Linked DNA regions of Mus musculus: all the other regions are linked to region 3. A link is a loop called in an ENCODE intact Hi-C map of the cell type or tissue named here. Cell type or tissue: left cerebral cortex. All regions are shown on one strand.

Region 1 (2,500 bases), 420 kb after region 3:
GCTTGCTTTTCTTTCTGCTTCCTAATATTCTTGCCTTTTTAATCCTCTAAACCGCTAAGGCTAACAGATCAGAAAGCCCTTGGGGTTCTGAAATGCTGGGTTTCAAAAACGAATTCCTCCCCCCCCACCCCCTTCCCTTTTGACTGGCAAGGCAAGCTGGAACATGTCTTGGTGTTATTTTAAGTGTCTGACTACTATTTAGAGGATAAAATAGATGGAGAGGCAATCGCCATACCCTCAGCCACCCACCCACAGTCATGCCCAAGCTCCAGGGAGGTAGGCGAGCCCCTCCTGGGCTGAGAATAGCTAAGCAAAGTCCTGGCTAGACTCTCTGGAGCCAGCCAGCAGCCAGACTTGATTGATACCTGCAGGTTCTGTTTGCTGAGTCTCTCCAGGTGTGGGGAAGACACCTGATTGTCACTTTGTAAATCAGAGGAGTGCCACTCAGACACACAACTCTGGTCTCACCCAACAGAACCTCAGTTCACCATCAGCAACTGCCATAGAGATCGCCTCCAGAACAATACATTTTTTCCTTAAAAAAAACAAAACAAAACAAAACAAAACATTGCATCGGACTCTAAAACTTGGGAGGCAGCCAACACAAATATTTGAAGCCAAAGCATTATTTTCATTTTTAATATTTTTACCTCGGAATTTAATATCAGCCAGCTACGTGTGTGGTACGGAGGGGTGGTTGAACAGGGTAAAAGGAGTGGAAACTCTGAGAGAGCCTGCATGTTCCCAACACCTATCAGACTGCCAGGCACATGGTGGCTTTTCAACGTTTTGCCGATAGATCATTGCTCTTTTGTTTCTTGGATGAGCTGTACGATCCATGAACTTCTCTCTCGAGAACACCCACTCTCTAATTTACTCTTGGGTTTCTTCTCCCTCCACTGGTACCGAGATGTAGATTTACCTCCAACACAACCATGAATCCTTGTGTATCGTCTTTGAAATGTAGCTTACCGCAGGGTTAATAAAGCATGATTTCTGTGGATTTATGCTGTAGTTTGGAGATTTAATGGCCCCAGAAAACACGTGTTAAAGACTTGGCCCCCTCTGAGAGTATCCAGAGGTGACGTTTTAGGGAAGTGATTGAATCAGGAGGGGCTGGAACTCAATGGATACATTGATGGATCAAGGGAGGTATGGAGTCATACTTGGCTGGCATTATTCGGGGATGGGAGGGTCTAGGAAGTAACGTCTGATTGGATGATTTAAATCACGGGGGGCGGGGGTGTGTGTTTTCTTGATGATTCTCCTCCCTTACCCTTTTCCACTACACCACCCCCAGGTTCTGTCTCCTAGCTACCATGAACGGAGCACCTCTGCTTTCCCACACACTTCTGCCAAACTATTCGAACTCAGCACAGCTCAGGAAAAGCAGAGAGACGCTACAGTAACCAGGGGAACCAAAGAATGGAGTCCTTGAAACCTTATACCAAAATAAACATTTTGCCCTTATTTTTGATTTGCTTGGGCATTTTTTTTTGTCATGGCCGAGACAAACAGCTAATGAAACAATGAAAGTGCTGAGCTAGCTTTTGTGTCCTCGGCCCTCAGTTCTTTGGATGCATCCTTCACTTCTGCATAACCCAGAGGACATATCTCTGTGTTAAAAGATGCCCTAGAAAACATTCTTTCAATGTATATTATTCTCTACTTTCGGCTTAGGACCATCCAGACTCTGAACTTTAAGATGCTTTTCAGTTCTAGTCCAGTGGTCAGAGAAGATGAACTCTGTCCTTTATGAATATAAATCTAGACCCATGTGGCATGGTCTATCTTTTGTGACATTGCTCCTTACACTTACTCCAATATCTGTTCAATTTTGCTATCACTCAGCACCTTGATGTAACTATGAACAAATTTCCTTTGGGACAAAGGAGTTGCATTAGGGATATACTATATGTATATATTATGGATTTTCTATTTTATAAATATAAATTATGGACTTTCTATTTTAAAAATATAAACACAGGAGCTGCATAGAGCAATCTGTCAAAATCTGCTCGGTTCATCTCTTTTTTTACTTAATCGGTGTGTTACAACATTATTGAATGCATGGGACACGCAAGTGATGAAAACTTAACCAAAAAAACATACAAATAGCAAGAAATGTTTATTATCTTACATAACAGATGATCCTATGTTGGAGCCTATACTGTTAGGCAGTGTAGTAGTTTAAAAACATTCTGGATGATTCTCAAGGTTTGCGCTTGTTTTTATCCTGTTCTTAGATAATAGGCAGTGCAGAGCAACCAAAGGCTTACTGTGAATGGCTGTAGGAATTGTATTTTCACATTTTAATTTAAAGGAAAAATATGATTAAAAAACAACACCCATAAAACTTATTTTCCTTTGGGTACTTTATCAATAGCACAAAGATCTTTGTCTAAAGCTACCGCCACAGCCTTACCCTCATCCTCCTCATGAGAAAGGGCTAAGTCCTATTGTCTTTTTGAAATAGATCTCTGAGAAGAAAATGAGATGA
Region 2 (2,500 bases), 200 kb before region 3:
GGTGACACAAAATGTGACACACTGGCATTGAAGTAGGTACTTGTAGCTGTCTAAGCAACTGCCTGGGGGAGGACTAAAAAAAAAAAGTGCCAGTTGATTAAAGAAATTGAGCTTCCTTCCTTCTCCTGTGTTTACCTCATTTGCAAAGACATCCCTGACTTGCGCCCTCCCACAGCCCAGCACGCTTGGATACAAGGGGAGGAAACCGCCTGGCAATATTCTAAGCACAGATGTTAGTGGCTGACCAGTTTAGACTGGGAGACCAGGACAGCTCATCCCAAGTACTGGGGAACAAACGATAGATCTATGAACAGCTTTGGGGATTTGTTGCAAGATAGGGATTCTCTGTAAAGTTTCTCCCCAGAGTGAGTGTAGACGAACAGTGAACAGGACTGTCAATCACAGCTAATCCCATCCTCACAGTGAAAATGATTCTCAGAGAAACTGTACCTGAAACCCTGTGAGCCTACAGGAAGAGGGGCCCTGGACCAGTGCAGAGACTCTCACAGGGAGACAGGGCTGAGCAGAGCAAGCCATGCAGGTTTTCCGTCGCGTTCCCATCCAACAGTGCAGTATTTTTTTGCAGGCTTGCAGAGTTTTTTCACCCTGAACTCACAAACACAAGACTTAAAGAGACGCGGCATTTTGTCGTGAGGGCAGGGTGTGAACTGACACCATCGCTTCTGGCTCTCTCTTTGCTCTATTTGTTCTATTAATGTCTGGTTTACTTGCCTGATTTACTTAGAGAAAAATTATGGGGGTAACTGACCAATAGGAAGTGGGGCTCACTGCAGAGGCAGCAGGACACCAGCATTTTACAATCAGGAAGAACGTAGACCTCCCCCTCTCTCCCTCTCTCTCTTTCAGGGCTTCCCCAACACTGGGCTGTATCCCTCCTGCCTCTTCAGGCATCTCCTTGTTAAGTCTTACATTTTAAACCAGGTACGGTGGTTGTCACCAGTCGGGAGGCAGAGACAGAAGAATCATCACTTCAAGGCAACCTTGGCCTTCACAGCAAAACCCTTCTCAAAACACTAAAAAATTGTAAAGTGCGGGTGGCTTTTTATAATATTAAAATACACTGAAAAAATGCAAGATTACTAGGCCAACTTGAACTTATTTATACACTGAGATTGACAGCAGCAGCAGCAGTGAAACTATAAAGGGAAAGAAACAAGTTGGCTTCTGCCAAGTTTTTTTTTTTTTTTTTTTTTTAAATCAGGTCCTGTAAAAATTACAAAGTGTGTGAGATTTTTAAAAAGCTGAGTAAACCTGTTCACAGTGGCTTTCTTCCCTTGGAGAATTTTATTGTTGAAATGGGCTTTCGGATCAATTTTGCATAAGAATTGTGTCTTTTTTGTTATAGTGACTCAATTCATTTAAAAAGAATATCAATGTCGTGTGGGATAGAGTGGTAGGAAAGAGAAGAGGCAAAGCCCTTTTATTGCCCACATAAGTGAGGCTACACACAAGCTGGGAAACAAGATCCTGGTGGCTGTTCATCCCACTCCTGGCCAGGAGATGGCACTGTTTCCTTAAGAATTTTCCAGAGACGCTAGAGGAAAACCACAATTTATCTGAGGACATTGTGTTTTGTTCTCCTTTCAAAGGTACAGCATTAGAAAGCGTGGGTCCCCACAGCCATGGCACTACCCTAGTATTCAAACAATTAATACACAGTTATGCCCTCCCCCCACCAAATTGTTAAAAGTTTTCAGTCGGACATGAGAGTGGACAAATGAAGTGAACATGTTTATTATGAAGACACAATTTTAACCTGTCAGTCTCCTTAAATCATCCTATCCCCCAGATTATCTAATTCTTCTTGGAGAAGGGGGCTGGGTGAAGTTATAGCCTGAGCAGTTGATGCTCACCACGAACACAGGAACATGCTGCTTTGCAATGATCGTATTTCTGTATTTGATGGCTTTCTTGCTCCAAATGCGCACGTGCGTGTGTGTTTCTGTGTGTGTGTGTTTCTGTGTGTGTGTGCTTCTGTGTGTGTGTATTTCTGTGTGTCTCTGTGTGTCTTCCTCATTCACCCATCTTATCATTCCATTCATTCACTTTTTGAGAGTACTCACTCATTCTTTGAGACAGGGTTTCTCTGTGCAGCACTGGCTGTCCTGGAACTCACTCTACTCTGTAGACCATGCTGACCTCGAACTCAGAGCGCTGGATAAAAGTTGTGTACCACCATGCCTGGCCTTAAATGCAAAGCTCAGGTGGATCCTCCTGTCTCTTTCTGTGAATCCTTACTGGTTACTGGCGAATATCACTACAACCAGCCCCAGCTTATACAACGTGGGACGGTCTCACAGTGAACCTGGAGCTTGCGGGTTCAGCAACACAAGCCGGCCAGCAAGCCCAGGAAGATCTGCCCAGCCTGGCTTTTTTACAAAGGGGATGGAGATCTGAACCCAGGTTCCTAGTGCTTTGTTGCAGGCCTTTCACCGACTCTGCCATCTCCTTAGCCCCAGGTGTCTTGTTCCTCAGTGTT
Region 3 (2,500 bases):
CAAAAACAGTTCCCTTGTCACAATGTAGCCTCTAAGGTTGGATTCACGATTGCTCTTCTACTTAGCAGTCTGGTCGACAACACTTAAGCTTCGAAGTTTAACTGCACCTTCAAAAGGGTGATAAAAATAACCACAGAAACGTACAATTCACAGCGGTCATAAAAGAAGAAACGAAAGAGAATACGTACGGTGAATGCTCGTGAACGTGCAAAAAAAGTAAAAGTGAATTTAAGTTTTATTTTTCCCCTTCTCTCTCTCTCTCTCTCTCTCTCTTGGAATGACAAGACGAGACGACGTTTCTAGATTTGCTGAAGATTTCCCCCCCTTTCCTCCGGTGGCTTGTTTCTCTTAATTTCTGCTCTGGCCCTCCCTTCCTAGGGCTCCTGGCTCGCTGGTGCTCAGGCGGCCGCACACCTGTGGAAGAGGAATGAATAGAGGGGGTGTGTGAACCTTCTCGCTGCAGACTAACTGGCGCCACCGACCAAACTCAAGACATGCATGATCAACAACCCAAAACAAACCGCCGGGTCAGGCAACACCCGCAGCCCGAAGCTCAGCCAAGTGCCCAGGAGGCAAATGCGGGCTGGGGAAGGCCAATGGACAACGTTCGGGGCGCTCTGCCCACATCCCTCTTTGTGGATGTCAGGCCGCTCAGCTGGGCATGAAGGGGAGGGAGGAGGATTGGGAGATCTTGGGACACTGGGATAGTTTCTACGGTCACGAGGGTGTCCTCTCAGAGGTAGAGGAGACCAGCAGAGCCTGTCGGTCACAGGCAGAGGAACGAGGGCGGCGGGGACCACAGCTGATGAGGCTCCGCAGAGAGTGATCCCCCCCCCCCGAGTTGGAAAGCTAAGTGGACTGTCTCGCTAACTGGGTGGCAGAGAGGTATGGGTGTCCCCGGGGCTTTTACGCTTCGAAATGCTAGGGGACAAAGATCGCAGCAGTGCCTGGCACCGGCAGCCCCTGGGGAGGTGCGAGCATGGTAGCCCACTAACCATTCGGGGACCTGAGCGCTCACCTGGCCATCCATCGCAGCTCAGCGGCAGAGAATGCTGTCACCCTGCTTGTTCACGGCGCCGGCCTGGAACAGCAACCCAACACCAAGGGGAAAAACGGTTAGAGTGCGCATATCACAGTGTCGCCACCACCCAGGAGACGTCCTGGAAAACTAGGCAGGCGAGCAGAGTCCCCACCCGAGCCCGAAGCTGGGGAAGCCTCCTGTGATGCAAGGGACACTCCGGAGACGCAGGGCTCCAAGTCCCAACCGCCCTCGGCTCAGGGACCAGTGGATCACCAAGCCCAGCAGGCGGCTCTCGGTGGAGACGGGAGAAGCGGCTGTCATTCCCTGAGAGGAGCAAGACCACCCGTATCTCGCCGCCCCGCCACCTTTCCCGCGATGCCCAGGGTGCCCCGCCAAGGCTTCTCACCGGGTCAGTGTTGAGCGCGGTGAGTGGGGTCCGCGGCGGCGCGACCGGACAAGCCCCGGCCGGGTGGAGAGGTGGCGCGGGCGGTGGCGGCTGTCTCAGCAAAGCAGGGTGAGTCTCCAGCGCCAGCTGCAGGTCCAGGATGTAGTCGATAACGTGCTGCAGGATCTCCACTTTGCTGACTTTCTTGTTGGGCGGGATGGTAGGCACGAGCCTCCGCAGGCGACTGTAGCAGTCGTTCATATCGCACTGCAGGCACAGCGCCGGCTCATCGGCCGCCGCCTCGGCCGCCTTGCAGCGCGCGGCCGCCGCAGCGGCGGCGGCGGCTGCCGAGCCACCCAGGCTGTGGCCGTGCTCCGCCAGGCAGCGTAGCGCCAGCTCCCCGCCGCCGCAGCCCGACGGCGCCTTGCGGCCCGAGGGGCGCACCGGGCTCACCGCCTTCATCGCGCGCTTCCTGCGCGAGAGGACCGCGACAAGCGGTAGAGCGAGCTCCGGGTCCCCGCCCGCAATTTGCTTTGCTCCCCTCTCCTGCGCGTCCGGCGCTCGCAGCACCCGGCGGCTCCGAGCTCCAGAAATCGACCGGAGAGCTGCTCGGGGTTTTGGAAAGGGTATCTCAGGTTTTTGTTTTTTTGTTTTTTTTCTTTTTTTGTGAGCGACAATCGGCCCGAAGCAAAAGACAAGAAAAATCAAAAGCCCCGGAAAATAAAAAAAGTAGCCCACCCTGGTCCCTGAGCCGTTCCCTTCTGAGCTTCGACTAAGGTGGATCGCCCGGTGACTGCCCCCCCTCAAAGTAACGACTTCCAACCGCGCCTCCCAGCTCAACAGCGTCGCTCGGCTCCGGCACAGCAGTATTTGTAGAGCCGCGCGCCTTGGGGGCGGGGCCAGCGCGCGGGCCGGGTCGCCACAAGAACCGGACGCGGGCGAGCTCGGCGCGCGGGCGGCGGCGCGGAGGGAGGTGGCGAGGGCGGGGCGCCGGGCAACCCGAGGGCGGGGATGGGCGGGGGGTCGGGAGTGACCAGCCAATCAGGAGGACAGTGCCACCTCGGGGAATGACGCTCGGGCCAATGGGAAGGGCA

The links. Hi-C counts contacts between places; a loop is a spot of excess contacts. Peaks named below come from ENCODE experiments on the same cell type or tissue, not always from the same donor. Only the 100,000 strongest peaks of a DNase experiment are listed, where the experiment ranks them.
Region 1: it touches region 3 in a loop (1.9-fold over the local background); 12 of 42 quality-filtered maps call a loop at or near these places.
Region 2: a loop joins it to region 3, with 2.7 times the contacts of the local background. A loop is called at or near these places in 13 of 42 quality-filtered maps.

The regions. Positions count from the first base shown.
Region 1 is chr13:47,841,387-47,843,886 of GRCm38, reverse strand. It overlaps Gm35991 (a long non-coding RNA gene), which reads right to left and starts at 72. Exons shown (of 3, transcript XR_382321.2): 1 at 1-72. In left cerebral cortex, no CTCF peak of the experiment used is centred here; DNase peaks (open chromatin) are centred at 232 and 1,297.
Region 2 is chr13:48,463,425-48,465,924 of GRCm38, reverse strand. Gm40941 (a long non-coding RNA gene) reads left to right here. Exons shown (of 2, transcript XR_873371.1): 2 at 1-115. Among named protein-coding and RNA genes, the nearest start is that of Gm40941, 13 kb to the left of the region's middle. In left cerebral cortex, a CTCF peak has its summit at 1,514 (motif pointing right); a DNase peak (open chromatin) is centred at 1,523.
Region 3 is chr13:48,260,866-48,263,365 of GRCm38, reverse strand. Id4 (inhibitor of DNA binding 4) reads right to left here and starts at 2,250. Exons shown (of 3, transcript NM_031166.3): 1 at 1,428-2,250; 2 at 1,019-1,081; 3 at 1-414. The coding sequence starts at 1,868. The coding sequence ends at 1,037. A330033J07Rik (RIKEN cDNA A330033J07 gene) reads left to right here and starts at 743. Exons shown (of 3, transcript NR_102303.1): 1 at 743-1,446. In left cerebral cortex, a CTCF peak has its summit at 1,307; DNase peaks (open chromatin) are centred at 847, 1,260, 1,572, 2,489 and 1 more place; H3K4me3 peaks cover 2,500 bases; H3K27ac peaks cover 1,911 bases.